2 separate regions of the Homo sapiens genome follow, and region 1 is linked to region 2. Evidence: chromatin contacts called from ENCODE Hi-C or POLR2A ChIA-PET data. All regions are on one chromosome and are shown on one strand. Each heading gives the region's core, a stretch centred on a gene start or an enhancer-like site at or near the end of the contact. The rest is flanking DNA. Distances are from core to core; before and after follow the strand shown.

Region 1 (3,774 bases), core at 563-3,062, 460 kb before region 2:
GTGTGGACAGTGGGGGTGGGGGGGTTTCTGAGCACCAGGAGGGGTTATGAGAGATGTGGTGGAGACATCCCAATGGCATGTTTTTCAGATGCCCTCCCAAGTGCCCAATGCTAGTCAACTGAGCCCGTCCTGCAGAAGCAGAGGAGCCCCGAGGTCTCCTGGCACAGGCTGGCTATCAGCTAGGCATTGTGAGCAGGCATGAGGTGTGGTGAGAGAGGCCAGATACAAATGGGCTCCTATTGGTTGCGTCCGCATCCATGAAGGTCAAGGGCAGGCAGCGCTAACCTCCTGCCAGAATAGTGGTTGGCCTGTGTGGCAGATATTTCCCTAGCGGTGCCACAAGTGACCTCACAGGTGCAGGCAGTGTTCTCTCTCTGGGCCTGGATGACGTCACCCATGTGGTGCATGAAAGATTGCAAGCTTACTGCATGGAACTTAGATGTCAATAGAAACGTCAAAAAGCAAAGCAGAAACCCACTCTCCAAAGAGAATAAGCGATCTGCAAATGGGCTGGGACCCACAGGGGGCAGCCTGCCCTCCTGCTCCAAGTTTAGGACTGAAACTGTGGGTGCCAATGGGCATCAGGTGGCACCAGGTGAGGATGAGCTGGGGGACAGAGGAACCATGACTGACCCTCCCCAGAGGGACAGAATCCAGGGGCACTAGCGAACCCAGTCACAAGTGGACACGGCCAGAGCCATCTCCTAGCCCAGGGCCAGGAGCAACATTCTGGCAGTGCAGGGAGGCGGGGCACAGGGGGGGAAAGAGGCTGGTGTGGAGGTCTGCAGGGCAGGGATTGTGGCAATGGTTACCTAAGGTCCAGGAGGTAGGGGTCAGAGGGTCAGGGAATCAGGTTAGGAGGTCAGGGAGAAGCTGAATGAAATCCCAGGAAAGTTCCCAAATTGCTGGCAACCTGCACTCTCGGGTCTCACCCACCAGAGCCTCCTGGGAGGCTGGCATCAGGGTGTGGACTGAGCTATGGAGGCCCTCTCCAGCTCAGTTCCCCATAAGTCTGCCTCCCTCGGGAAGCAGAAAGGTCCAAGGGCGTTCCTGCAGCTCCTCTGCCATGAGGCTGTGTCCACTGAGGCTCTACCCTGGCTTCCAGGCCTGAGGCACTGGGTGGGACACCCCCTCCCACGGGGCCCACGGGCACTCACATACCCCAGGGAACCCAGCCGCAGTCAGGACCATGCCTGGTCCGTGCCTCTCACAGGGAGCAGAACTGACGCTGGCTGGGGCATTGTCCAGGTCGCAGTGCGCACGATGGGTGCCAGGGAGGGGGTTCCTCCCAGGGACGCTAAGAGGTGCAGAGGCTGACTCAAGGCGGGGCAAGGGTGCAGCAAGGTCCCTGGGAGGCCAATCTGCCAACTTCAGGCACCCAGGCAGCAAGAGAAAACCTCTGTCCGGGCTCCCCTCTGGGGTTGGGGGCCAGGCTGGTGAAGAACACAGGCCCTCCCCAGGTAGGACCCAGCCGCTGGAGGAGGACAGTATGTTTTCGTTTTTGCTGCTGCCCCTCTGGAAACCACAGTCAGCTCTGCCTTCCCACGGAAAGAAGCAGGGAAGAGGGACTGGAGCCTGCCTTCGGGGAGCCCAGCTCGGTGCCTGGCACTGCAACCCGGCGCTCTGTTTCTCATCTTGTATGCACCTCGGACGAACTCATCCCGCCGAGGCAGGGCCGCCCGAGTGCAGGGGCTGCGCCGGTGCGTGGCAGGGCCGGGGGCTGCGATGGCCTGGAGAGCCCAGGAAATGGAGACGCTGCTCTGGATTGCTCAGTGGGAGCCCAGGCTCCTAGCAGCTCCTGGAGAAAGCCGACTCCGAGTTTGGTCGGGAGAAAATGACAAAGAGTGGAAATTAGGTCAGCCTCTTAAGGAGGAGGAAAAGAACCCGCGTGACGGCAGAGGGGCCGCGGGGAGGGTGCGGGGGCGGGAGAGCCGCCTCGCAGAGACAGCGGGTAATGGGAAAAGTTTCTCCAATTACGTGAAGAAGAGCGACCGTCCGCGCGATAACGGATGACTGGGAGAGGCAGGCGCTTAATGGGTTTTTCCCTGCGATCAGTTAACCCGAGCCCCGTGGCCCTGGTGACAGCGCGGGCGGGGAGGGCTCGGGCTCAAGGGCCCCCTGCGCTGGCTGTTTTCCAGTCCTGCGCCTGATGACACAGATTTCCCTAACAGTGACAGCGCGAAGAGTTCTCTGGCTCCTCAGACCTGCCCCAGGCAGCCGTCAGCCCGACGCGGGAGGGGAGCGGGCTGGCAGGGCCTGGCTGCAGCCTGGCTGCAGAGGCACCGCGTGCATGGACACAAATGTGTACCCTCCGGGGCCACGCGTGGGGCCAGACATGACCATGCACGGCTAGCCACCACACCACATACAGATGCCCAGCCCGGGGGCACAGCAGGACATGCAGACTCTTACTCACTCACATGCTTACTTCCAGACACACACACATTTATACATGTGCACAGACATCCAGATAGAAAGATGCATGGTGACGCGCTCACTCCCAGACACCAAGGCACACTCAGACACACTCATGTATGAATGCACATATGCACATGGACACAGACACACATGCACACACACAGATGCTCCATAAATATACAAGGACACACACATGCACACAAATCACACCTCCAGACACACACTGCCAGAAGCACGCCTGTGGGCACCATGAGCAGACGCTCCCCCCAACAGGCATGTCCACACAGGCACCCACATGCACCCGTTCACACACACACCATGGGCAGCACAGCTCTCATGAAGAGGCCCCTCCCCAGCCCCCAATATCCCAGCCCTGTAGCATGTTCTCCCTCCTCCTCAGCTGCCTAGGGCAGCCTCCTTCTCCCAGCTCCTGCTTCCAGTCTCACCTCATCCCCGGGTCCAGACCCCACCCCAGCAGAAGCCCAGCTCTGAGGGCCACCATCCCACTCACTGAGCTCCTCCCCACAGGAAGCCCTGTCCTCACTCCACCTCCCAGGAAGGCAAGCCTGTGCCGGCCGCCTTCCCCTGAGAAGATCTGGCTGCCCTGAGCCCCGGGTGATGTCCATCCCTGGTTCACCGGTTCAGTGAATGTGTGCTGAGCCTCCATCGTGTTGTGGAGCTGAATGCCACTCAGGATACACGGGTAAACAACACGGGTGGAGAGTCCGCCTTCATGAGACTTTCCTTCTAATGGGAAAGATGGGCGGTGAGCAGAGGACACATGCATGAGAAGCTCGATGCTGGCGAAAGTAGCCCAGAGCAAGGAGGGGACCAAGCCAGCAGGCAGCGGTGGGGGTGGAGTAGGAAGGCCCCCTTGAAAGGAGGTGAGGGGCTCCAGGCAGAAGGAGCACCACGCAGACAGGAGCAAGGGGCTGCCTGCCCCATTCAGTGGGGGACGGGAGGGGGCTGAAAAGAAGGCCCAAAAGGCACAGAGGCCCCCCCTGTGAGGCTGGACAGGCCACTCTGAGGCCCTGGCTTTGACCCTGAGTGAGACAGGAGCTGGAATGCAGGGAGGCCAACAAAGGCTAGCTCATTAGCCCAGGTGAAAGCTGTGCAGGCCTGGGCCAGCGCCAGTGAGAGGAGTGAGTGTTTGGGTCCTGGGTGTATTTCAGAGAGAGGGCCAAGAGATGTTGCTGATGGGCTGGTGAGGGTGAGGGGAGGTCAGGCCAGCCAGGAGCAATGTCTGAAATGGGAAGAGCCGGTGGAGGGAAGGTCAGAGTTCTAGGGTTTTATCTGGACATGGTTGAAGGTGGAATCATGACCCCCAGCGATATCCCTGTCCCAGTCCCCAGAATA
Region 2 (3,710 bases), core at 345-2,844:
AACTTGCAGAAACCGGTTGCACCTCCAATAACTACTACTCTGCAGCTTTTACCAGCAGACAATACCTTTGCCGTGGAGGAATAAAATGCATTCTTATAGGTTACGTGGTTTCTGCAAGTGAATAGTAACCAAATCTGAGAGGCCAATGTGCCGGCCCCAGTTTTATGGGACCTTGATGGAGTTCCTGGGAGGAGAAGGAAAGAAGCTGTGGGCTGCCGAGGGCCCCATGCTGCCCCTGCTTCCCTCCTGCAGGCATCCTTCTCACCTTCCTGCCCTCTCTCACTCCATCCCATCTCCCTCCAGTGCCTCTCCCCACTTCCAGTTCTGCATCCCTCCTGCCCACTCACTAACATGAGGGCTCCCCCAGGTCACAGCTTCCCTGGGCCTTAGTTTCTGTAAAATAGGGATAATTAAGGTAGAGAATCTACAGAGAATCAGAGGCAGATGTGAGGCTTCAATGAGTTCCAGCTGCAAAGCGCTTAGCTTTGTTAGTTTCTATGGTTCCCTTTTAGGAGGATGCCTTCGGAGCCTCTCACACTTCCGAAGCCTCACCCTGCCTTCGGCCCATGGTGAGTTTTAGTCGTGCCCCCAGGACATTCCTTAAGAGCAGCGTTGGGTTCTCCTGTCCCTCTTCATCCCTGCATCCACAGCAGGCATTTCTGCCCGGCTTTATAGTTCATAGAGTGTGTTCTTATTCATTGCCTTGTAATCTGTGTCATCCTCCTTATTTTAAGAGGAAATCAAGACCTGGAGGTGGAGGCACCGAGCTGGAACACAGCTCCCCTGGGAACCACTCTGGGCAGGACTGGCCGGCCCTGGAGGTGCTGGGTCCCTGTGGGTGGCCGACTGACAGTGCCTGGGAGGCACGTGCCCCGTCCCCGTCGCCTGCGCGGGTCAGTGGGCAGCCCAGGCCAGATCCTCTGAAAGGAGACCTCGCATTGTCTGTTTCCCAAGAAGCCGCAGTGCCACCTCGCGGCCGCCTTCAGAAGTGCATGCTGCGATCTGGCGCTCTGAGAAGCCCTGTGGGGAGGTACCTGCGTCCAGCCCAAGGGGCTGCCTGCCTGGCCCGCGAGGAAGAGCGCGTTCCTGCCGGGCCCACGCAGCTGAAAGTGGAAATGGGTTCTGTAGAATGTTTCGGCGTGCACCGAATTCGCGCAAGAATCCTCTACTGATGCCAGGCCCTGTGCCCAGGGATGGGGTGGGGGCGGTGCAGAGAAAGGACCGTGGGGTGGTGCAGAGAAAGGACCGTGGGGTCGTAGAGAGGAGTGCCAGAGGCCTTAGCTCTAAGGGGTGCGGGAATCGGAGAGGCAGAGGCCAACCAGAGGACCTCTTCGTGAGGCCAGCTGTCATGAGTGCTAGGATCCGAGCAAAGGGCCGAGTCCAGCTGCGCACACAGAGGGGCCCATCTCCTGCCACATGGTTTCCTTTCGTCCTCCCGCTTGCTCCGATTAACAGGCATCCTGCATCTTGGGCGTACAAGCTTCCCGGCCGCGCAAGTTGTTCAAGAACCCCAGAGGCAGGTGTTTCCGGGAGGCTCTAAGCCGACAGCTCTTTGAATGCCTGGCTGCTCACAGGGCCTGAGCCTCTGCCACACCCTGTTTAAGAACCCGAGGCTGCACGGCTGCTCAGGCCACCCCCAGCCAGACTCTGTCCTTCTCTTGCAGAGAGGTACACTCTGGGGCCTGGCCACCCTTCCCGCCGGGGGCCTCTCTGAGAGCCTCTGGCTCCAATAAAAGAAGGGAACAGAGTCCCAAATCCCTTTTTTCTGGCAGGCTCTTGGCCGTTGGGTGAATTTGCCACCCCCTTCTCCCTGACGTTGTGTATTAAGGATTCTTTGGAAGGGCAGACATTTCCAAGTCAGAGAAAGCGAGGGTCAATCTGCACCCTTTCTCAAAAAAAGCAGTGACGGCCTGCCTTGCATTTATACAATTTAAGGAGATTCCAGAGATAATAAGGCGAGTCTGTTCCAAGGTGACTTAAGGTCTCCATTTGCAGCCAAGGGAGCAGCTGGCATAATTCTAAGTTTCCGCCTGAGCAGGCACTTCCATTACCCTCAGAACCTCCATGCTTGGTTTCTGGAAAGATCAACTTCAGCAAAGAAGCGGGCGCGGGTGGGGAGCTAGCTCTTCCTTCCCTTGACAGCCTCAGTTGGAGACCTCGGCTGCCACCACGTGCCACAGTGGGAGAGTTTCCCGTCCAATGCTCTGCTCCAGCGATGTACTGGATTCCAGCCTGGGACCACCCAGAGACTTCGTTATATGTGGAATATAGGGAAATGAACACGGCAATGTCTGCACCACACAGAAGGTCTAGATTTCTCATCTGGAAAATGGTCCATTTCTGCCCGGGTCACAGAGGAAAAAAAGATCTGGCTGGGTGCAGTGGCTCATGCTTATAATCCTAGTGCTTTGGGAGGCTGAGACAGAAGGATGGCTTAAGGCCAGGGGTTCTAGACCAGTCTAGGCAACATAGTGAGACCCTGTCTCTACAAAAAAAGAATCAGACAGTTGCAGTAGCATGTACCTGTAGTTCTAGCTACTTGGAAGGCTGAGGTGGGAAGATTGCTTGAGCCCAGGAGTTTGAGGCACCAACGAGCTGTGATTGCATCACTGCACTCCAGGCTGGACAACAGAGTGAGACTCTGTCTTGAACAAAAATAAAGGAAAGAAAAGAAAAGAGATCCCACGTGGTAAGAGAAGTAACTTTTTGCTACCTTTAAAAAATCCTTATTTTCCGTCCCCATGGTAGGTTGTTTACAACAGTGGCCATGGTTTTGCAGCCCTCCTTGCATATGTGTCCTCAGCCCGGTGACTGTGCAGTAACTCCTGAGAAGATGCAGAGTGCATTTCTCAGCCCTTGGATCTGAGCTGGCCTGTGACTCACTTTGGTGCACAGAATGTGGCAGAAGTAAGGGGATTCAGGTTCTGAGGCTAGGCTGTAACAGCCATTGCATGCTTCCTCTTCCTTTCAGATCTCTGGGCTAGCCTGCTAGCCACTCAGAAAGATACCACTCAGCAGCAGCGGAGCCATCCCAGATGCTGATGTGTAGCTGATACCCAAGTGAGCCCTGCTGAGTCCGGCTCAGATGATCAGAAGCATCCTGCCAGCCCACAGACTCATGAGCAGTACTACACGGTTGTTATTTGAACCTACTGAGCCTTGGGGTGTTTTGTCACACAGCAACAGCTAACTGGTACCCCTGCTCACCTCCTTTCTTCTGCTTCTTCCTTCATTCTTCTGTTCCTGGACCTGATCAAGGTCATCCATCTGGGTAGTTACATGTCTGTGGGTTATTTCTCCACCATCTGCCCTTGGGGGCTGGGTGTTGGGAAGGCAGCCTGCTGGAAAGTCACCCTTGCAGACCCTGGAAATAAGCTGAGGATAGGCTCTGCTGGGCAAACTCCCCCCACCAAGGAGGAGAGGCTGCTCTATAGTCTCTGGTTTGTTCCTGGACAATTCGCTCCTTCTCTTTGGATCAGTCACTCTCTAACTGCTATTTGGCTGTCACCCAAGGACTGCTACTCCTTATCCTTCTGGGATGGACTCACTTTCTTCTTGGAGCCCTTCCTCAAGGTGCATCCCCTTTTTGGTGGAGAGAAACCCCAAATAATTTCTCAAAATGTGTGCAAGGTCAACCTTGAGTCCTTTCAGATCTGAAAAGATCTATTTGCCTTTAAACATTGGCTTGTCCTAGATGTATAGGTTCAAAA

Evidence for each region. Hi-C counts contacts between places; a loop is a spot of excess contacts on that map. ChIA-PET counts read pairs that join two places held with the same protein, here RNA polymerase II (POLR2A). Pooled maps may share reads with other maps.
Region 1: a map with no recorded cell type shows a loop between it and region 2 (5-fold over the local background). The contact joins two enhancer-like sites. A Hi-C loop is called at or near these places in 1 of 37 single-sample maps with no recorded cell type and 2 of 50 pooled maps. POLR2A ChIA-PET finds 5 or more read pairs at or near these places in 1 of 52 experiments (IMR-90).

The regions. Positions count from the first base shown.
Region 1 is chr3:127,133,814-127,137,587 of GRCh38, reverse strand. No RefSeq gene overlaps it. Among named protein-coding and RNA genes, the nearest start is that of PRR23E, 57 kb to the left of the region's middle. Within about 2 kb of position 1,812, at least 8 of the 41 ENCODE cell types and tissues checked have a DNase peak (open chromatin) inside an H3K27ac peak, as active enhancers do.
Region 2 is chr3:126,676,679-126,680,388 of GRCh38, reverse strand. No RefSeq gene overlaps it. Among named protein-coding and RNA genes, the nearest start is that of TXNRD3, 23 kb to the right of the region's middle. RefSeq lists enhancers at 1,293-1,392, 908-1,514. Within about 2 kb of position 1,594, at least 2 of the 41 ENCODE cell types and tissues checked have a DNase peak (open chromatin) inside an H3K27ac peak, as active enhancers do.